Regions from separate parts of the Homo sapiens genome. Here all the other regions are linked to region 3. The links are chromatin contacts, found by Hi-C or POLR2A ChIA-PET in ENCODE. All regions are on one chromosome and are shown on one strand. The core of a region is the stretch at or near the end of the contact, and the rest is flanking DNA. Distances in the headings are between cores, read along the strand shown.

Region 1 (2,700 bases), core at 132-2,631, 83 kb after region 3:
CACACAGAAAATTAATGAAATGGCTGGGAAGGCAGTCGACTCCCAAATATGAGAATTTGTATCTGAAAACTCCCCTATTCAACTGTATTGTCTTATGCAAGGCATAACCATGTGCCCCGCTGCCCAAACCAGAAGGTAAGACTTACCGTGACCTCCTGACACGTCCTTATTCCCTACGTCTCTAGTTACTGAGATTTGTCAACTGTGCCTTCTACATGTTTTCCCCGTCTTGCCTTCTTTCCAACCCTGCCCTCCATAACACAGCGTGGGTCCTCCTTAGCTCTTGCCAGAAAATAGTAATTACTGGCTAAAGGCTTTCCCTACAACCCACCTGTGGTCCTGCCACCAGCCTGATCCTTCTAGAAGCGAATCTGGTTCAGTTACCCCAGGGCATGCATAGCTCCAGAGCTTGGAAGCTTGGAAGCCCCAGACTCTGTTCTTCCTAGCCAGGCCTTCTTCCATGTTGCGTTTGCCTCTCCTCCTTCCTCCAGGGTGCAGTCTCTGCTCCTGCCCCGCTGACTTACTCCTAAGAAGATGAACTGTGGTGTCTCCGTGACATCATTCACGCAGTGGCCACGGCTGTCCTTCCTGCCCGCTCTGCCTCTGCCCACTGGCCACATCTCCTTCCAGCATCTTCCAGACCCAGCATTGCTCCAGGAAGCCACACCGAGATCACTCCACCCCACAGGCCCTGTTGGGGTCTCTCCTGGGTTCCTCTAGTTTGCTCACTGTGCTGTATTAAAACTTTGGGTTCCCCTCTCTCTCCCACCAATGTTAAACTACTTCAGAGAAGCAAGTGTCCGTAGCGTTCCATGCGTGTGTGTAAACAGACGTTACTAGGATTATTTTCAGTGGGTTGCTGATTAGGAAGAGCTTTGGTCTACATTATTATTTCTGTGACACATTTATCTACGAAAGAGACACAGCGAACCCCCTTATGCAGTGAAGATGGTGAGGCTCTAGGAGGTTAACACAGAAATAAGGGACTTTTCCAAGCCTATACATAAATTATAGAGGAATTCAAAAGGAAGGGAGTCAGCAGGAAAGAGGAAACAGGTTACAACTATAGCAGGAAGGATTTCTGTAGCTTAAAAAGGAAAAAAAAAACCCATCATAGAAAAATTTCTCAAGATCTGGCATGGGTACAAAAGAGAACATAAAATCTTTGCTAGATTTGTTTTAGCAAATTTTCATTGTTTAAAAATATTTCATAAACACCTATAGTATTTCAGGCACTAAATACCTCTACTAGAGATGAGAACTTGATGAACACGTAAAAGCCAGACAGGGGGAGCTGAGAATAGCCCGTGTGGCAGCCCCGGGAGAGGCGCGCCCTGTGGTGCGGTCTCCTCCTCCCCTCATCAGGGGAGCTCGGGAGGAAGCTGGGGCTGGGAGGCAGCACCGCCCTTCCCTGCTCCGCTGGGTTTTTCCCTGTTCTGGGCAACCTGCTGGGTCACGTATGTAGAGAGAGCCTTCCCGGAACACATGAGAATGCTAGATAAAACAAGGGGGAAATCTCTTCTAATGAAGTGTGGCTGGTCCGATAGTAAGCAGGGAAGAATAAACGCAGGCAAAAATGAGGATAAGGAGATATTGTGAGGTCGAGCACTGTTCTGAGCAGTGCCTGTCCTGCAGGCTTATGTGAGTCTCTGCCATCTAGACCAGAGGTTCAGTGGGGGGCCAAGCAGGGTGTGGGGGGTCGGATCCGAGTCGGCATTCCCATAGAGCAGACTCAACGGCGTGACCTTGGAAGAACCTCACTGTGAAGAAGGAGGCTTGCATCTTCAGGTGGGAGTGTGGCAAAGAGCAAGGGGTAAAAACTGCCCTCTCAGATTTCTTTAGCTCACACTTCAGCCAGTTGGAAGCCAAAATCCTCACTGCTAGTATGGCCTGAAAAACTCCAATCCAAACTTATAGTTTTTAGAGGTTCCAGATTGGTAGCACCCAGAGGACCAGGCAGAGGCAAATGTAAGTACAATCAGGAGGAACATGCTTTAAACACGTGTCACAGTTTAAACGGGAAATTTCTAAGGGGCATGAGCTCGCAAACATAAATCACTAAATAATCACAGATACAAACTGTGGGCAAGAGTCAGCAGAGACAACAAATTCCAAAATCAGACCTGTACAGATAGCAAAGGTTAGGAATTTGTATAAATAATATAAAATATGTGTCTTCAATACATTTGAAAAACAGCAAGGAAGGTTGAAGCATTACAAGAAAACAAGAGATTATAAAATGACCAAGCAGATTTGTAAAAATAAGTAAAACTTTAAAATTGAAACAGTAATAATTTAAATAAAAAATTCAATAGATTGGCCAGGTGTGGTGGCTCATGCTTATAATCCCAGCACTTTGGGAGGCTGAGGTGGGCGGATCACTTGAAGTCAGGAGTTCAAGACCAGCCTGGCCAACATGGCGAAACCCCATCTCTACTAAAAATACAAAAATCAGCCAGTGTAGTGGTGCATGCCTGTAATCCCAGCTACACGGACTGAGGCAGGAGAATAGTTTGAACCTGGGAGGCGGGGGGTGCAGTGAGCCGAGATCACACCACTGCACTCCAGCCTGGGTAAAAGAGTGAGACTCTGTCACAAAAAAAAAAAAAAAAAAAAAAAAAAAAAAAAAAAAAAAAAAAAATTCAATAGATCAATTAACAGCAGTTTGGGCAAAGTCCAACAAAGAGTTGGTAAAAGAGA
Region 2 (2,700 bases), core at 6-2,505, 92 kb before region 3:
CCAAACCACTCTCTGCGCCATACTGCAAATACTCCACTTGTGGGCAAGAAGACCAAAGTGGCCTGAAGACCCGGAACCCACCCTCTGCTCCTGCCAGGACACACAACAGCCAAGTTCAGGGCACACCCCACGCGCTGCCAGATCACCGAGCGACCTCAAGCTTCTCATTGTCCTGTGCCTCAGTCTCCTCTACAAGTTTCTCCCATCTCACAGCATCACAGCTAATGGTGTGCTTGGAAGGGTTTCAAACTGTACAAAGAACATAAACATGAGCTACTAGTATTGATCATGAATAACGAATAACAGTAATAATAAGAGTCAGTGCAATACTAAGGGTCTAGGCCCTGGACAGAGTTCCAGAAACAAAGATGTCCCTCCCTGGTGACTGTGTGTCTCCAGCATCATCATTCACTGCCTGTAATAATATTTGCAGTTCCCTGGGTCCCCCTGCAAGGGACGCCAGGCTGGGCTGGGAGCCGTCCTCAGACTGGCTTGTGCTGTCTGCAGTGATTAACTTTTACGAAGCTTTTTTTGGGTTCGTGCTAATTCTGTGTTCTCAGCATGCTTCAGCCACGGGGGAAAAACCAACACAGCTTCTATCTGCTGGACTCTGCCGTATCCTCTGCAGAGGTTTGTAGTCCGATCATTAACTCGTGGCTTCTCACTCAGCTCATCAAGCAGAGCTGGCCTTCAGAAGGAATGGCTCCCGTGCAGACGTTCACTCGCTCATCTCTGAAGCTAAATTAAAAGGCAGCAGCCCACACCTCCACCGTCCCCACACTTACTGTCAGCAGATGGGTCCTGCTCCAGCAGGCCACTGAAGACCCCGGGGACAGCAGTGGGATGACAGGTGTTTACTTAAAAAAATAAATAAATAAATAAATAAATAAAAAGATCTGCTGGCAGTATCGGATCACAGAGAGCAGCAGAAAGCAAAATAAATATCCTAATATTTTCCCAGTTGGATCCTGAGGCAAGCCATTGGGTGAAGTACCCAGGCAGAAATCTAGTGGTTAGGAAATGTCTTCTCATTCGTCATTAAGGAGTGTCTGCATTGCAGAGGGAACGGCTTTTGGTGTTAACAGTTCTTGCAAATGAGGCTGAACTGTGGTTTTCAGTTTTCTGAGCTGCCGAAAAGCAGAATGGGCACATCTGGACAAATACATCACGGAGTAAAATTACCCCTTAAATAAATACCTTTAAACATCTTGCATTTTAGCCCCTGCTTTCTGAAGAATGGGTTGATGGCTTGCCTGGATGTGTTATTGGGGTTTGAGGTTAGCCATGAAGACACATGGGCTGCTACTGGGGCCGCAGACACAGGAGAACACACGGGCAAACTTGACTCATGAGAGAGGATCAGCTGAGATGGGGGGACCACTGGACTCATCCTAGCAAGATGTTGACAGCTTCTAAGACCATCACGGAGCGGGACTGTGCCTGCAGTTTACGCGGTGTCCTGAACACGGTGTTTTCATGCCTACACATCTTTGCTGGAAGCATCCTTCTTCTCCTCCTTCTGCCCCTCTGCTGGTTAATTCCACTCGCCCTCTTTCAGGCATCATTTCTCTCTCTTTCTGCTGGCCACTTTCACTGTGCACAAACCTCTTCCATCGGTGGATGATGGCGTTATGGGACAGCAGACTCCTCAGTCTGTGAGCAGCTGGAGGACGGGGCTCTGCGTTCCAGCTGTGACGTCATGGACATGGACACTTTGCTGGTGCACCACCAGGGTGAGCACCAAGCGTTATTTATCAAATGCATGAATTAATGCAAAAGTGGCATTTCTGAGCTCTTCTGCCACTCACGGGCTGTGTGGGTTCAGGGCGCTGGGCAGAACAAGAGCCTGCCATTCCTCTAGCACTGCTGCCTGCCTTCCTCTGGGAAGTACAGACATGAAGGAAACACGCCTGGTTCTGATCAATCACAAGGACCTCTCTCAAAACGAAAACAAGGCCAAAATAAAATCAAATTAAGTGCTAAGAGCAACAAAAGGAACTTCTCAGCTCTGATTCTAGTCTGATTCCTTTGAAATCACGCAGAAATGCCACCTTCTTGGGTTGTGTTTGCTTTCCAGCCACAGGGAGACCAGAGCACCCTGAGCAGAGGCGCTGTGTAGAGAAGGCTCTTATTGCCACAGGAAAAAGGCGGCTTCTGCTCAGAGCTCGCCGGACCTCAGCATTCTGGAATGCACATTAATCTAATGTGTCATAGTTTTCCAAATCCATCGTATTGTTAAAATTCCAGGCATCTCACAAGGTTGTCTTAGCAAGTGCGTAAGCCCTTCTGGGCCATGCATACTTTGGAGTGGCTCCACTCTTGGCTGAGTGCTCTGTGTTGCACTGTGTCACCTGGGGGTTCGGTGTGAAGAGACTTCTCTTTCCTACCAGCTGCAGCCCTCAGGGTCTCCCATCCCAGGATGCTGCCCTGCCCACCTGCAGCTCCCCCTCCCAGCCCAGCAATCCTGGTTCTCCATTCTCCCAGGCATGGTCTCTGGAGGAAGGACTAGAGTGTGAGAGTGAGGAAATGGAGGGGGCAAGTCTCCCTCGACAGCTGTGACTCCTGTCTTGAGAGTCTCACTCATTCATTCACTGATTCATTCACTGACTTACTGACTCATTCACTCACTTATTCACTGATTCACTGACTCATTCACTTATTCATTTGCTCGTTCACTCACTCCCTCATTCACTCACTCCC
Region 3 (2,700 bases), core at 173-2,672:
TTGAGCCTCTTTCTCTGCTGCAACCCAGTATCTCGGTGTACTGACTCCTGTGTGCATCGGGCAAAGAACCTATTACGCTTACATTTCCCAGTCACCTTTCATGTTTGAGGTTTCATCATTCTGAAAGGTGACACAGAATCATCATGGAACAAGAGCATCCTTCTCCCTACCCAGATAGGTCCTTCATCTGGGCGTCATCAGAGAGGTGGGCTGCTGTCACCTCACTTATAGGTAAAAATATACTTTAGGCAGACTGTGGGGAAAAGGAAGGAGACTAGAGGATGCTGCTCTAGGAAGGATGGCCCAGGGTGGAGGTGATGGGGAATCCTAGAGTGACAGTTGCTAAGTGGGGTATCTGGGGGAAAACAGTTGGGGCAGTGAGCTCAGGACTGGAGTGAAAGGGCCACGGCTAGAAGCCCTGGGGTAAGAAGATGCAATTTCTGATTATTTCTCCTGTAATCCAGGGGTTATCCATATGCACTTATCTGGAGCTGGTCTTTGGGGAGCAGTGAATAGCCTGTTCCTGGACCCTCTTTCTCTCTTCTGCAAAGTCCTGGATGGGCAGGAAATCAGGTGGCTCTCTCCTGTGCAAGAGTCCTTGTTCCAGGCCCTACCTGTTGGGGTTCTCTGCTCGGGTTCAGACAGAGCCTCACCCACTGGGTGCAAATTCACTCACACCAACTCCTCAGCTCCACAGGCGACTGACTGTAGATGTTACTACATTTTCATTTTTCTTGGCTTGTAAGTCCCTAATGACTTTTCCCCCTACTACCTGACATGTTAGAAATGGTCATTCCCATAGCCACTGAAAGATACCCATGTTAATCTCCACCTCTGAGTCAACTGGCCTTGTAAGCACACTAACCCTTCATCACAGAAGAAAGTGAATTATGTGAGTGGGTTGTGGTTGGGAACCACTTACTCCTGAGAAGACAGCAGAATCCCACCACTAACCTATAGGAATGAAGATGACCAAGTCATGCTGGAATAGACTCAAGAGTACAGAGGTGGGCAACTGGCACACCCAAAGGAACACAGGACATAATACAAACCTTCCTTTCCCACCACAATAATAAAACCCCAAAGAGAATGTAATGTTACTGTTTCTCTGTGGAGCAGAATCCCTCTGAGTCCAGCTGTCTGAATCGGGCGTCGTTATTCTAGGTAGGCCACCCACAGCCTTCCAGTAAGCTCCACCAGAAACCCAAACAAAACACAACAAAAAAAACTTGTCAGGGCAGTCTTTGTAAAAGTACAATCCCCTAATGAACATTTTCTATTGTTTCACCCAGGCAGATTTAGAAGCCCGCTAGAGGCTGGTATGCTGGGCGTGGACTCAGTGTGTAGCTGGTGTCCAGTGTTCTGGCCAAGTCCACGAGTTCTCAGGCAAGTGCCAAGAAACCTGCATGCCAGCAACCAGACCACGGGGCATTAGCCGGGGCTGACTCATCACATCCCGCCTCGCCAAACACGTTTTCTCTTCCTGTTACCCAGTGCCAAGTGGCTGTGCTGAACAAGAGGGCACAAAGTAGAACATGCCCTCCCCCTCTCTGCTAAGTTCCTCCCTGATCTACGGCAGGCAGTTCCCACCCAGCCAACAGGCAGAGGCAGCTGCAGCCTGAGTGCGCAGAGGGTAGCTCCTGCCGGGGTGAGGACCGTGGGCGCGGAGCATGCTTCCCAAGAACAGCCCGCAGGGAAGACGCCCAAAACCTAAATCGACATAAACACGGTCCTGGCCACCACGTCCCCCACAGACTCAATGGTCAGGTGGCCGGGGTCACTCTGAAAATGAACTGTTCTCCCACTGAGCTGTGCCTCAACCCAAATTAACCTGAAGTTCTGTTTACAGGGATTGAGAGAAATGAATGGATTGAATTATGCTAATATCTTCCCTTCCCATAATCCTAATTGAGTGATATGGTCTGGCCTTAGAGTTTCTCTGGCACCTTTGTCAAATGACAGAAAAATCAGCTTTTGTGTTTTTGTGTCTGTTATTAAAAAATGTTTTAATGAAGTATTATACCACATAATAGATATATAGAAAAGTCCAGGCAACTTACAGAAATAATACAGATAAATTACAAGAAAGTTGTTATTCCCAGGCAAATATCCAGAGTTCAAAATGAAACTCGAAATCCTTCTAGTCTCTATATACAGACTTTCCTCACTCTGTGAACCCTCACTATCCTAATATTTTCCATAACAACTTGCAAAACATTTTAGCCCCAGTTCACCATCCAAATAGAAAGCCTGTTACACCAGTGTATGTCAGGGTTCTTCAGAAAAACAAAACCAGTAGGTGATATGTGTGTATGTGTGTGGGTGTGGGTGTGTATAGAGATGTATATGTATATACAGAGGGGTGTGTGTGTGTGTGTATATATGTATGTGTATATATAGGTGTGTATGTATGTGTATATATAGGTGTGTATGTATGTGTCTATAGATTTGTATGTGTATATATATAGGGGTGTGTACATATATATGTATGTATATATAAAGATGTGTATGTGTGTATTACATCTATGTATGTGGGGAGAGAGAGAGAGAGAGAGAGAATGAATCAGCCCCCACACATATAGAAGCTGACGAGTCCCAAGGTCTCCAGTTAGCAGGCTAGAGACCCAGGAAGAACTGATGTTTTAGTTCAAGTCCAAAGGCAGGAAAACACCAATGTCACAGCTCAAGCTGTCAGGCAGG

Evidence for each region. Hi-C counts contacts between places; a loop is a spot of excess contacts on that map. ChIA-PET counts read pairs that join two places held with the same protein, here RNA polymerase II (POLR2A). Pooled maps may share reads with other maps.
Region 1: a loop to region 3 is called in a map of gastrocnemius medialis, with 2.3 times the contacts of the local background. The contact joins two enhancer-like sites. A Hi-C loop is called at or near these places in 3 of 168 maps with a recorded cell type or tissue (endothelial cell of hepatic sinusoid and gastrocnemius medialis) and 1 of 50 pooled maps. POLR2A ChIA-PET finds 5 or more read pairs at or near these places in 1 of 52 experiments (CD4-positive, alpha-beta T cell).
Region 2: a loop to region 3 is called in a map of ascending aorta, with 2.7 times the contacts of the local background. The contact joins the promoter of RPS6KA2-IT1 here to the enhancer-like site in region 3. A Hi-C loop is called at or near these places in 2 of 168 maps with a recorded cell type or tissue (ascending aorta and sigmoid colon) and 5 of 50 pooled maps. POLR2A ChIA-PET finds 5 or more read pairs at or near these places in 3 of 52 experiments (A549, Panc1 and naive thymus-derived CD4-positive, alpha-beta T cell).

Annotation. Positions count from the first base shown.
Region 1 is chr6:166,639,124-166,641,823 of GRCh38, forward strand. The region is part of intron 1 of LOC107986671 (a long non-coding RNA gene); the gene reads left to right. It also overlaps a transcript of RPS6KA2 not described here. Among named protein-coding and RNA genes, the nearest start is that of RPS6KA2, 13 kb to the left of the region's middle. Within about 2 kb of position 1,382, at least 10 of the 41 ENCODE cell types and tissues checked have a DNase peak (open chromatin) inside an H3K27ac peak, as active enhancers do.
Region 2 is chr6:166,464,128-166,466,827 of GRCh38, forward strand. RPS6KA2-IT1 (RPS6KA2 intronic transcript 1) reads right to left here and starts at 1,256. Exons shown (of 4, transcript NR_046793.1): 1 at 1,198-1,256. All of the region lies in intron 11 of RPS6KA2 (ribosomal protein S6 kinase A2), which reads right to left.
Region 3 is chr6:166,555,614-166,558,313 of GRCh38, forward strand. All of the region lies in intron 1 of RPS6KA2 (ribosomal protein S6 kinase A2), which reads right to left. Among named protein-coding and RNA genes, the nearest start is that of RAMACL, 30 kb to the right of the region's middle. Within about 2 kb of position 1,423, at least 20 of the 41 ENCODE cell types and tissues checked have a DNase peak (open chromatin) inside an H3K27ac peak, as active enhancers do.